Linked DNA regions of Homo sapiens: region 2 is linked to region 1. Evidence: chromatin contacts called from ENCODE Hi-C or POLR2A ChIA-PET data. All regions are on one chromosome and are shown on one strand. The core of a region is the stretch at or near the end of the contact, and the rest is flanking DNA. Distances in the headings are between cores, read along the strand shown. Region 1 holds the start of GRAMD1A (GRAM domain containing 1A). Region 2 holds the start of THAP8 (THAP domain containing 8).

Region 1 (4,142 bases), core at 1,124-3,623:
CCCAGCTATTCAGGAAGTTGGGGCAAGAGAATCGCTTGAACCGAGGAGGTGGAGGCTGCAGTGAGCCAAGATCGAGCCACTGCACCACTCCAGCCTGAGCGACAGAGCAAGACCTTGTCTCAAAAAAAAAAAAAAAAAAAAGCGCAGGAAGGAAACACACCAACTGCATGGCAGGCAGAAGGCTCCTTGGGGGGCACGGGAAGGGAAAGGAGGGATGGGGAGCCAGGCCTTTGGTTGTAAGTGTAATCATTTATTTCTTTTAAAAAAAGGACCTGAAGCAAAATGGCAAAATGTCCACATCTATTCTATATAGGTACAGGGGACATAGAGGACTGTTATATTTTCTTCCTTTTTTTTTTTTTTTTTTTTTTTGAGATGGAGTCTTGCTCTGTTGTCCAGGCTGGAGCGCAGTGGTGCGATCCTGGCTCACTGCAACTTCCACCTCCCGGGTTCAAGCAATTCTCCTGCCTCAGCTTCCTGGGTAGCTGGGATTACAGGTGCAAGCCACTACACCTGGCTAATTTTTTTGTATTTTTGATAGAGATGGGGTTTCACTCTGTTGGCCAGGCTGGTCTCGAACTCCTGATAGGTGATCCACCCTCCTTGGCCTCCCAAAGTGCTGGGATTACAGGCGTGACCCAACGCGCCTGACCTGAAATAAATATTATTTAATTAAAAAACTAAAAGCATTACACTAGAAGAAACAGACCAAAGAGAAATCTAAAGAGATCAGTTGGACAGAGGAAGGTGGTGGGAGGAGGGCCTCTCTTCCATTGGCCGGTGGGAGGCAGCAAATGTCAGATGGTGGATGGGGGTTTTAGAGGTGGGGGTTAGCATGAGAGGTAGGGCACGGCGATAGGGGGGGTGCTGTCCATGCAGAGGGAATAACCAGTGCAAAGGTCTTGGGGTAGGAGGCAGGAAGGTGCCTGGTGAGTTAGAAGAACAGCGGGTAGGCTGGATGGGGGGTGTGAGCCAGGGGGAGATGAGGAGCTGAAGTCAGAGAGCTGACAGGGGCCTTGGGTGCCAAGGTGAGGACTTTGCTTTTACCTGGAGTGAGGTACAGCTGGGGCAGGGCTCTGAGCCAGGAGGGTAGTTAACTGACTCAGGTGGTCCCAGGCTCTCTCTGGCTGCAGGTGAGAACAGACAGTAGGGGCAGGGATGGGAGCAGGGAGATCAGGCAGGAGAGGATGGAGGCTGGGCCAGGGCGTGGGCAGCGGAGGAAGAAGAGTTTAGAATGGAGCGATTGATTTTATACGTGGAGCCCACAGTTTGTGACGGATTGGATGTGGTGTGAAGGAAAAGAGAGGGTCAGAAAAGACTCTGAAGTTCTGGGCCTGCCATTCATCAAAATGGAGAAGTCAGGTGGGCTTCTTTTGCAGGAGGAGGGGAAGGGTTGATGGAGAGGGTTGGGAAGGGAGTTTTTTCAAAAGAGGCGGGGACAGCGTACCCTGGAGAGCGCTGGGGAGCCACAGCCCCGGAGCTGTGAGGTGGGACTCGCATTTCTGTGTGGTTGGGCCAGGAGTCCAGGACACCACCTGACTCTGACCTCTTGCAGACGGGGCGGGGGAGGGGGGACGCAGGTTATGGCGTCAGAGCAGGATCGAATCCAACTCTGCCGCCTACCTACCAGGTGACCCCAACAAGTCACTTCCCATCTTAGAGGCCGGGCTTCTCCTTCCGTAAAAGGACTGATTTTGCCCGTTCCTGCGCTGTCCCCGGGAAAAGCCCTTACCACCGAGTTAGTGGGACTCCCAGCACTGGGGTGATGAGCGCAAGGTCTCAGCACAGATAAGAGCCAGGGAGGCTGGATTCTGACTTGGTACTTGGCCTGGCTGACCAAAACTGGGAAGTCCCTAGAAACGGAGGCACCGGACCTCCTGGGACCAGGAACCCGGGCTCAGAGACTGGGAGAGGGAAGGAGGAGGCGGCCAACCGGCCCCACCCCTTCCCGCCAGCTTCAGGCCCCCTCCCCCATACATACACCTCGGTTTCCCAGCATCTCCAGTCCTCCCCCACCTTCGCCCCGGCTCTCAGGTTCCTCCCTGGGAGGTCCAGGAGCTTCTGGCCAGGGGCATAGTAGTTGCTAGGGACCCTTTTCTAGGTACTAGGGGAGGGGGCTCCCCAACCTGCGGGCAGGCAGCTGCCTCCACGATGTTTGGTTTTAATAAAGTCTCTTTGTTTCCTTCTCTGTCTCTCTGCCCCTCTGCTTTCCCTTCTCTGTCCAGTCCCTCTCTCCCCGGCTTCTCCCTCCTTCTAGGCCTCTGCGGCCCCTCCCCGCCTTCCCTCCCGGGCTGGGGGCGGCGCCGTGACGCGGCGGGGCGGGGGAAGGAAGGGGGTGTCGCTGACGCCGCGGCGGCCTCCGGCGGCTCCGGCCTTTTGTGCGGGCGGTTGGGTCGGGTGGGGGCGGCGGCCGCGGAAGGCCAGGCCGGTGCCCTGCGGGGACGCCCAGCGCAGCCCAGCCCCGCGCAGCCCAGCCCTGCCCTGCCCTGCCCTGCCCTGCGCCCGGGGCGCGCCCACCGCGCCGCATCCATGTTCGAGTAAGGACCGGGCGACTAGAGCTCAGGGACCGGGCGCGCGGGGGAGGCCACCGGAGGGAGGGGGCGCCGCGGGCTTGGGGAGGGGGCGGAGCGGCCGCTGCAGAGGTCGGGGGCCTCTGCACATGGCTCTGGCCGGGGCGATCGGGGTGGGGGCGGGGCAGGGGGCCCCCGGGCGAGGGGTGCAGCTGGGGAGTGGGGCGCGGACGCAGGGCAGGGCCCGGGGTCTGGGTCGCCACTGCCGGCCCGCGACGCACTGGGTTGCGGGGTTTGGCTGGGGGCCCGCGGGTTCATCTGGCGGGGAGGGCCCTCAGGCCTGGCAACCCCCTGCCTGGTAAGCCAGGGGTGAGCGCGAGGCCGAACTGGGGCTCCGGCCTGGGATGGAGACAGGATCGGGACCAGCCCAGGCCCACAGGCCGCGGAGCCCTGGGCGCGCCGGGAGTAGGCAGCCCCCTCCTGCCTGGGCCCCCTCCCACCGTCCTTGGCTGTTGCGGGTCTCGGGGCTGCCGGGGGTGGGGGCTTCCTGCGTCTCTCCAGGACCGCGTGCTTGAGGTCATGGAGGGCGGGGGGTCCTGTGTGCTCGGAATTGACTTCTTACTCCCCTTCCGGTCCAGGTGGGCGCATGTGCTTCCGACTGTGAATTGTCTTGCAAGTGTGTGTACGTGTGTCTGGGGCTGCTAGCCTGCAGCAGCTTTGGGCCTCTGATAGAGTTCCTGCGTGTAACTTAACCACTAATTCTGACCGCGGCTCTGTGTGTCACTGTAAGTTACCTGTGTGTGTCTGGGGCTCCAAATCTGTGGCTGTGAGCAGCTGGTTGTGTGCGTGTTGTGTCTCATTCCATCTGTAGCTCCCTGTGCAAATATAAATTACCCCTGTGTGTCTGAGTGTGACGTTGGAGTGTTTGTACATGTGTCTGGAGTTACCGTGTGTAGCAGCTCTGATCCTTCTTGGGCTGTGTGTGTTTTACCATTAATTCTATCTGTAGCTCCAAGCGTTGCTGTAAGTTACCAGTGTGCGTCCCATTGTGACTTAGTGGTGTGTGTACAAGTGTGCCTGGGGCTCTGGGTTCTACCATGACCCTCTGTGCCTGCATATGCCTGTAATTTAGCTCTGAAACGCTCTTCTTTTTTTTTTTTTCTTTTGAAATAGAGTCTGGCTCTGTCGCCCAGGCTAGAGTGCAGTGGCACGATCTCGGCCCACTGCAACCTCCTCCTGCTGGGTTCAAGCAATTCTCCTGCCTCAGCCTCCTGAGTAGCTGGGATTACAGGCGTGTGCCACCACGCCTGGCTAAGTTTTGTATTTTTAGTAGAGATGGGGTTTCACCATGTTGGCCAGGCTGATCTCGAACTCCTGACCTCAGGTGATCCACCCACCTCGGCCTCCCAAAGTGCTGGGATTACAGGCTTAAGCCATCGCGCCTGGCTTGAAACTCTCATTTAGCTCTGTGTGCCAATGTAAGTTACATTTGTGACATTGTTGTGTGTCTGGGGCTCTGTGAGTGTGGCTGTAACTTAATTTGATTCCATCTTTGTGTGAACATTCCCTTGTGTATTCCTTTGTGACAGTATTGAGTGGTGCCTAGGCCTCTCTGTGTACAGCTGAGACCCT
Region 2 (4,816 bases), core at 2-2,501, 1.1 Mb after region 1:
ACAACATAGGGTGATCCCATCTCTCTCTTTAAAAACAAAATTTTTTTTTTTGAGACGGAGTCTCACTCTTGTTGCCCACGCTGGATTGCAGTGGCCTCATCTTGGCTCACTGCAACCTCTGCCTTCTGGATTCATGCGATTCTCCTGCCTCAGCCCACGGAGTAGCTGGAATTACACGCATGAGCCACCACGCCCATCTAATTTTTGTATTTTTAGTAGACACGGGGTTTCACCATGTTGGCCAGGCTGGTCTCGAACTCCTGACCTCAGGTGATCTGCCCGCCTCGGCCTCCCAAAGTGCTGGGATTACAGGCGTGAGCCACCAAGCCTGGCAAAAAAAAAAAAAAAAAAAAAAAAAAAAAAAAATTTAAATTATCCAGGCATGGTGGCGCGTGCCTCTGGTCCCAGCTACTTGGTAGGGTGAGGTGGGAGGATCACTTGAGCCCGGGAGGTCGAGGTTGCAGTGAGCTGTGATCGTTCCACTGCATTCCAGCCTGGGCGACAAAGCGATCTTGTCTCAAAAAAAAAAAAAAAAAAAAGCAAAGAAATGTTTTTTCCTAGTAATTCTTCCACCAACTGGCTTATGTCAGCCAGATAAATAAGGAGACAGATCTTTTACAGTCGAAGCTAATTCTGACTTTCCCAAGTATGACGAAAGAGGTAAGGATGACATTTTTTAAACCTAAGCAACAAGAAGAATGAAGCACGCTACTAAGATAAGACAGACTGGAAGGTTTTGGGGAGACACGATCGCAAGCTCAGTTTCGGATGCTCTGAGTTTCAGATGGCTCAAATGCGTGGGGAGGGCAAGTGGGCATCTGCAGGCTCTCTAACAGCCTGCACCGACTTCACTTCTTACATCCCTTTCACTCTTCGGCTCGCTTCGCTCGCTATCTGTAGTCAATCGTCTACTCCTGTTTCCCACGCCTGCACCTTTGTATGTGCAATGGACACTGCCAGGAAGGCCATCTCCTCATGGTTTAACCCCACTTCCTAACACCCTCAAGCAAGACCAGAAGCCCCGCACAGCAGCACTAATGCTCGGGCCCCACCCCTCTCAGGGTCCCGCCTCCCTCAAGCCCCGCCCCGCGCTGCGCTCACTTGTAGAAGCTCACAGGGCGGTTGTCTGCACCCAGGCGGCCCGCAGTGTTGGAGCAGTTCGGCGCCCTGCAGTACTTGGGCATGGCTATCCAGCCCCCGCTGAGTTTTGCCGGGTCAGCGGCTGCACTTTGGTTCTCGCGGAGCGCCGCCTAACCCCGCCCCACCCGCGCTCGCCGCCTGCCTCACGTGACGTCCGTGGAGTCTCGTCACGTACCGGGGAGAGAGCTGAGAGCGCCTGCCTACTAGGCGCCCCTCCACAGTGCCACAGTCCCGCCCTCGTCACGTGACGAATGGGCCATAGCGAGTACTGTGCACCTGCGCAAAGCCGGCCCTTCGTCACCCCGACTTTCATCACGTGTTGGGGGGAAGGGCGGCGTCACGGCGTTTCTGAGCCTGCGCCAACCAAATCAACTGGCTAGTCAATCTCTTACGGCTCCACCCTACGCCTACATCCGGGCAACCGTTGGGGCGCACATAGTTCCTCTAGGTGGCGGCAAAAACCGAGGTGAGGCGGCCGTGGCCTTAGCCTCGTAAAAATTAAAACCTGTATGTTTCAGCGAATAATGAAAACGCAGTCTGGATGAAAGACCCCATGACGCTTAATCAGGCATCCAGTACACTGGCTGTGGCCCCGCCCCGCCAGGCACTCGCTCCGCCTCTTCGCCCCCATTGGTTCTAAGCGCCGCCCGGCATCCCTGCGATTGGCTAGGCCGGGCCCGTCGCGTCCAATAGGCGGTGGCGCCGGCTTTCCCGCGGCTGTTCGCTGTTCCAGTGGGTCGTGGCGGTGGCGGCAGCGGCGGTTAGGGGATGTAACGGTCGCCCGCCTCCGGCGTGACGATGGCGGCCGTAGGGTCCGGAGGCTATGCGCGGAACGATGCAGGGGAGAAGCTGCCCTCTGTCATGGCGGGAGTTCCGGCGCGGAGGGGCCAGTCCTCCCCGCCCCCCGCCCCACCAATCTGCCTACGGCGGCGGACGCGACTCTCGACGGCCTCCGAGGAGACGGTGCAGAACCGGGTGAGAAGCTGCTCGCCATGTCTACCCCAGTTCCAGGCTTCCTAGGTTTCCCCTAGTCCCGTCCTGAGAACTGTGGCCCCGACATCAGCCCCCGGCCAGTCCCCTCAGGTTGTTCCCTGCCATGCCTCGTCCCCTAACCCCCGCCCCTTTAGCCACGGCCCCTCCCACTTTCTCCTCGCTGCTTTCCCGGCTCCACCCTCAGCGTTGGAGCAATTCGGGGGTTCCTCGCTGGTTCCCACCCGTGGAAATGCATTTTGCTTCTGTAAATCACAGCCTAGTCCTGCTATATTTTAACCCCCGTTCTATCGCCTTTAGACGTCACGATCATAGCTCACTGCAGCCTCACTGCCCTGGCCCCCGCTGAGTCATTAAGGTCCCTTCGAGGGTTCGGTCCAGAGTGTTACCTGCCCCAACTCTTCCTCGCTTCTACCCCGCCTTCTCTCACCTTCTGCGATCTCTATCCTTTTTCCTCACCAAGGTGGGATTCTTAATCCATATTGTCACTCAAAACTATGAGAAAGACGTGAGAAGTTATTTATAAAATCTCTGCAGTGCTGCCTGGGGAGGAGGGCGTACAGAACAGTTCCCTAAATCCTGAGACAGAAAAATGGAAAGAAATGATTTCACAGTAGGTAGAAGGAATTCCATTAGCACAGCGGCAATTAAAAAAATTGTTTTCCAGCTGTGTAGGCACAAAATCTGTTTTTATAAAATGGAGATGATAAGAACCATACTACTGGTAGGGCGCGGTAGCTCACGTCTGTAATCCCAGCACTTTGGGAGGCCAAGGTGGGCTGTTCACCTGAGATCAGTTCAAGACCAGCCTGGCCAACATGGTGAAACCCGTCTCTACAAAAAGTAGAAAAATTAGCCCGGCATGCTAGCGCGCGCCTGTAATCCCAGCTACTCAGGAGGCTGAGGCGGGAGAAATCGCTTGAACCTGGGAGGCGGAGGTTGCAGTGAGCTGAGGTCATGCCACTGCACTCCAGCCTGGGCGACAGAGTGAGACTCTGTCTCAAAATAAATAAATAAATAAATTATACTATTGCATTGGAGGGAAATGAAATTTTAATTGTGATCTTCTTGGCACGGAGTCCAGATAAAGGGAGGATACCTGGTAGCTGCTGGTGGAGCTTGTTCCTGCCCCATGACTTTCTCCTGCACTGTGATTATACCGCCCACTCCTGGCTACAGGGCTCTGGCTGTACCTCCCATGTGCTCTCTGTCACCAAGGTTCAGTCACACTGGCCTGCTTTTGGTTTTCCTGAGGCTCCATATTCTTTTCTGCCTCCTGGCCTTTGTGATTGGTGAGTCCTCAGCCTGGGCTTTTTGCTGCAATCTGCCTGTCTGGCTCCTTCCCATCCTTCAAGTCTCAGCCTGAATGTCGCTATCTTGAAAGGCCTTCTCGAACCCCATTCTAAAGCAAACAGCCACCTTCATCTGTCACCCAGCACCCTATACTTCATAGCCTTTATCTTATATGTTCCTGAAAGTGCCCTTTGAGCTATTAAACTACATATAACAATAGCAAATTCAGAGAGGCGTTATAGCAAAGTGGCTAAGAGCACAGACTGCTGCTGATGGTATGGTTGGACCCAGGCAGCCTGAGCTTAAACTTTAGTCCTGTTCTTCCTGGCAGGTTATGAACTTCGCTTTTTCTTTTCTTTTTTTTTTTTTTTGAGATGGGGTCTTACTCTGTCATCCAGGCTGTAGTGCACTGGGTTGATCTCGGCTCACTGCAGTCTCAGCCTCCCTGGGCTCAGGTGATCTTCCTGCCTCAAGCCTCCTGAGTAGCTGGGACTGCAGGCGCATGCCACCATACCTGACTAATTTTTTTGTGTTTTCTGGTAGAGACAGGGTCTCGCCGTGTTGGCCAGGCTGGTCTTGAATTACTGAGCTCAAGCGATCTGCCTGCCTCGGCCTCCCAAAGTGCTAGGATTACAGGCGTGAGCTACTGTGCCCCGCCAAGTTATGAACTTATCTGTGCCTCAGTTTTCTTATCTGTAAAATGAGAATAATGATGTAGAAATCTCTCATAGGGTATTTGTGAGGATTCAATGAGGTTACATATCCTAGGCACTTAGAACAACACTGGCATATGGCAAGTACTCTATTCATGTTAGCTAATACTGATATTATGACTGTGTATTTGGGGTAATATTTATTTATTTTTTTTGTTTGGCAGCACAGAGTTGATCTGTCTTGCAAAGACCTAGTCTAAAAGTGACCATTCATACCAGGGCCCAGTAATGCTGATCGACAGATAAGACAACATGAGTGCCATGGCTTGGTTGTTTGTGTTGGAATCCTGGCACTACCCCTTCCTGGATGGGTAACCCCTCTTGGCCTCTGTTTCCTCAACTGTTTTGTTCCTTTTTTTTTTTGAGACAGAGTCTCACTCTGTCGCCCAGGATGGAGTGCAATGGTGCCATCTCAGCTCACTGCAACCTCCGCCTCCTGGGTTCAAGCGATTTTACTGCCTCAGCCTCCTGAGTGCCTGGGATTATAGGCATGGGCCACCACACCTGACTAATTTTTTTGTATTTTTAGTAGAGACAGGGTTTCGCCATCTTGGCCAGGATGGTCTCAAACTCTTGACTGAGCCACCACACCCAGCCTTGTTTAAATTTTAAATATTACTGTTCATGTGGTTTTTTACTCGTTGAAACCGCTCAAATTTCTGGACTGTGAATCTGATGTG

Evidence for each region. Hi-C counts contacts between places; a loop is a spot of excess contacts on that map. ChIA-PET counts read pairs that join two places held with the same protein, here RNA polymerase II (POLR2A). Pooled maps may share reads with other maps.
Region 2: a loop to region 1 is called in a pooled map, with 15 times the contacts of the local background. The contact joins the promoter of THAP8 here to the promoter of GRAMD1A in region 1. A Hi-C loop is called at or near these places in 2 of 37 single-sample maps with no recorded cell type and 7 of 50 pooled maps. POLR2A ChIA-PET finds 5 or more read pairs at or near these places in 1 of 52 experiments (PC-3).

The regions. Positions count from the first base shown.
Region 1 is chr19:34,997,950-35,002,091 of GRCh38, forward strand. GRAMD1A (GRAM domain containing 1A) reads left to right here and starts at 2,374. Exons shown (of 20, transcript NM_020895.5): 1 at 2,374-2,537. The coding sequence starts at 2,530. RefSeq lists an enhancer at 1-434 and silencers at 2,209-2,588, 2,859-2,988.
Region 2 is chr19:36,053,034-36,057,849 of GRCh38, forward strand. THAP8 (THAP domain containing 8) reads right to left here and starts at 1,252. Exons shown (of 4, transcript NM_152658.3): 1 at 1,102-1,252. The coding sequence starts at 1,184. WDR62 (WD repeat domain 62) reads left to right here and starts at 1,864. Exons shown (of 32, transcript NM_001083961.2): 1 at 1,864-2,115. The coding sequence starts at 1,939.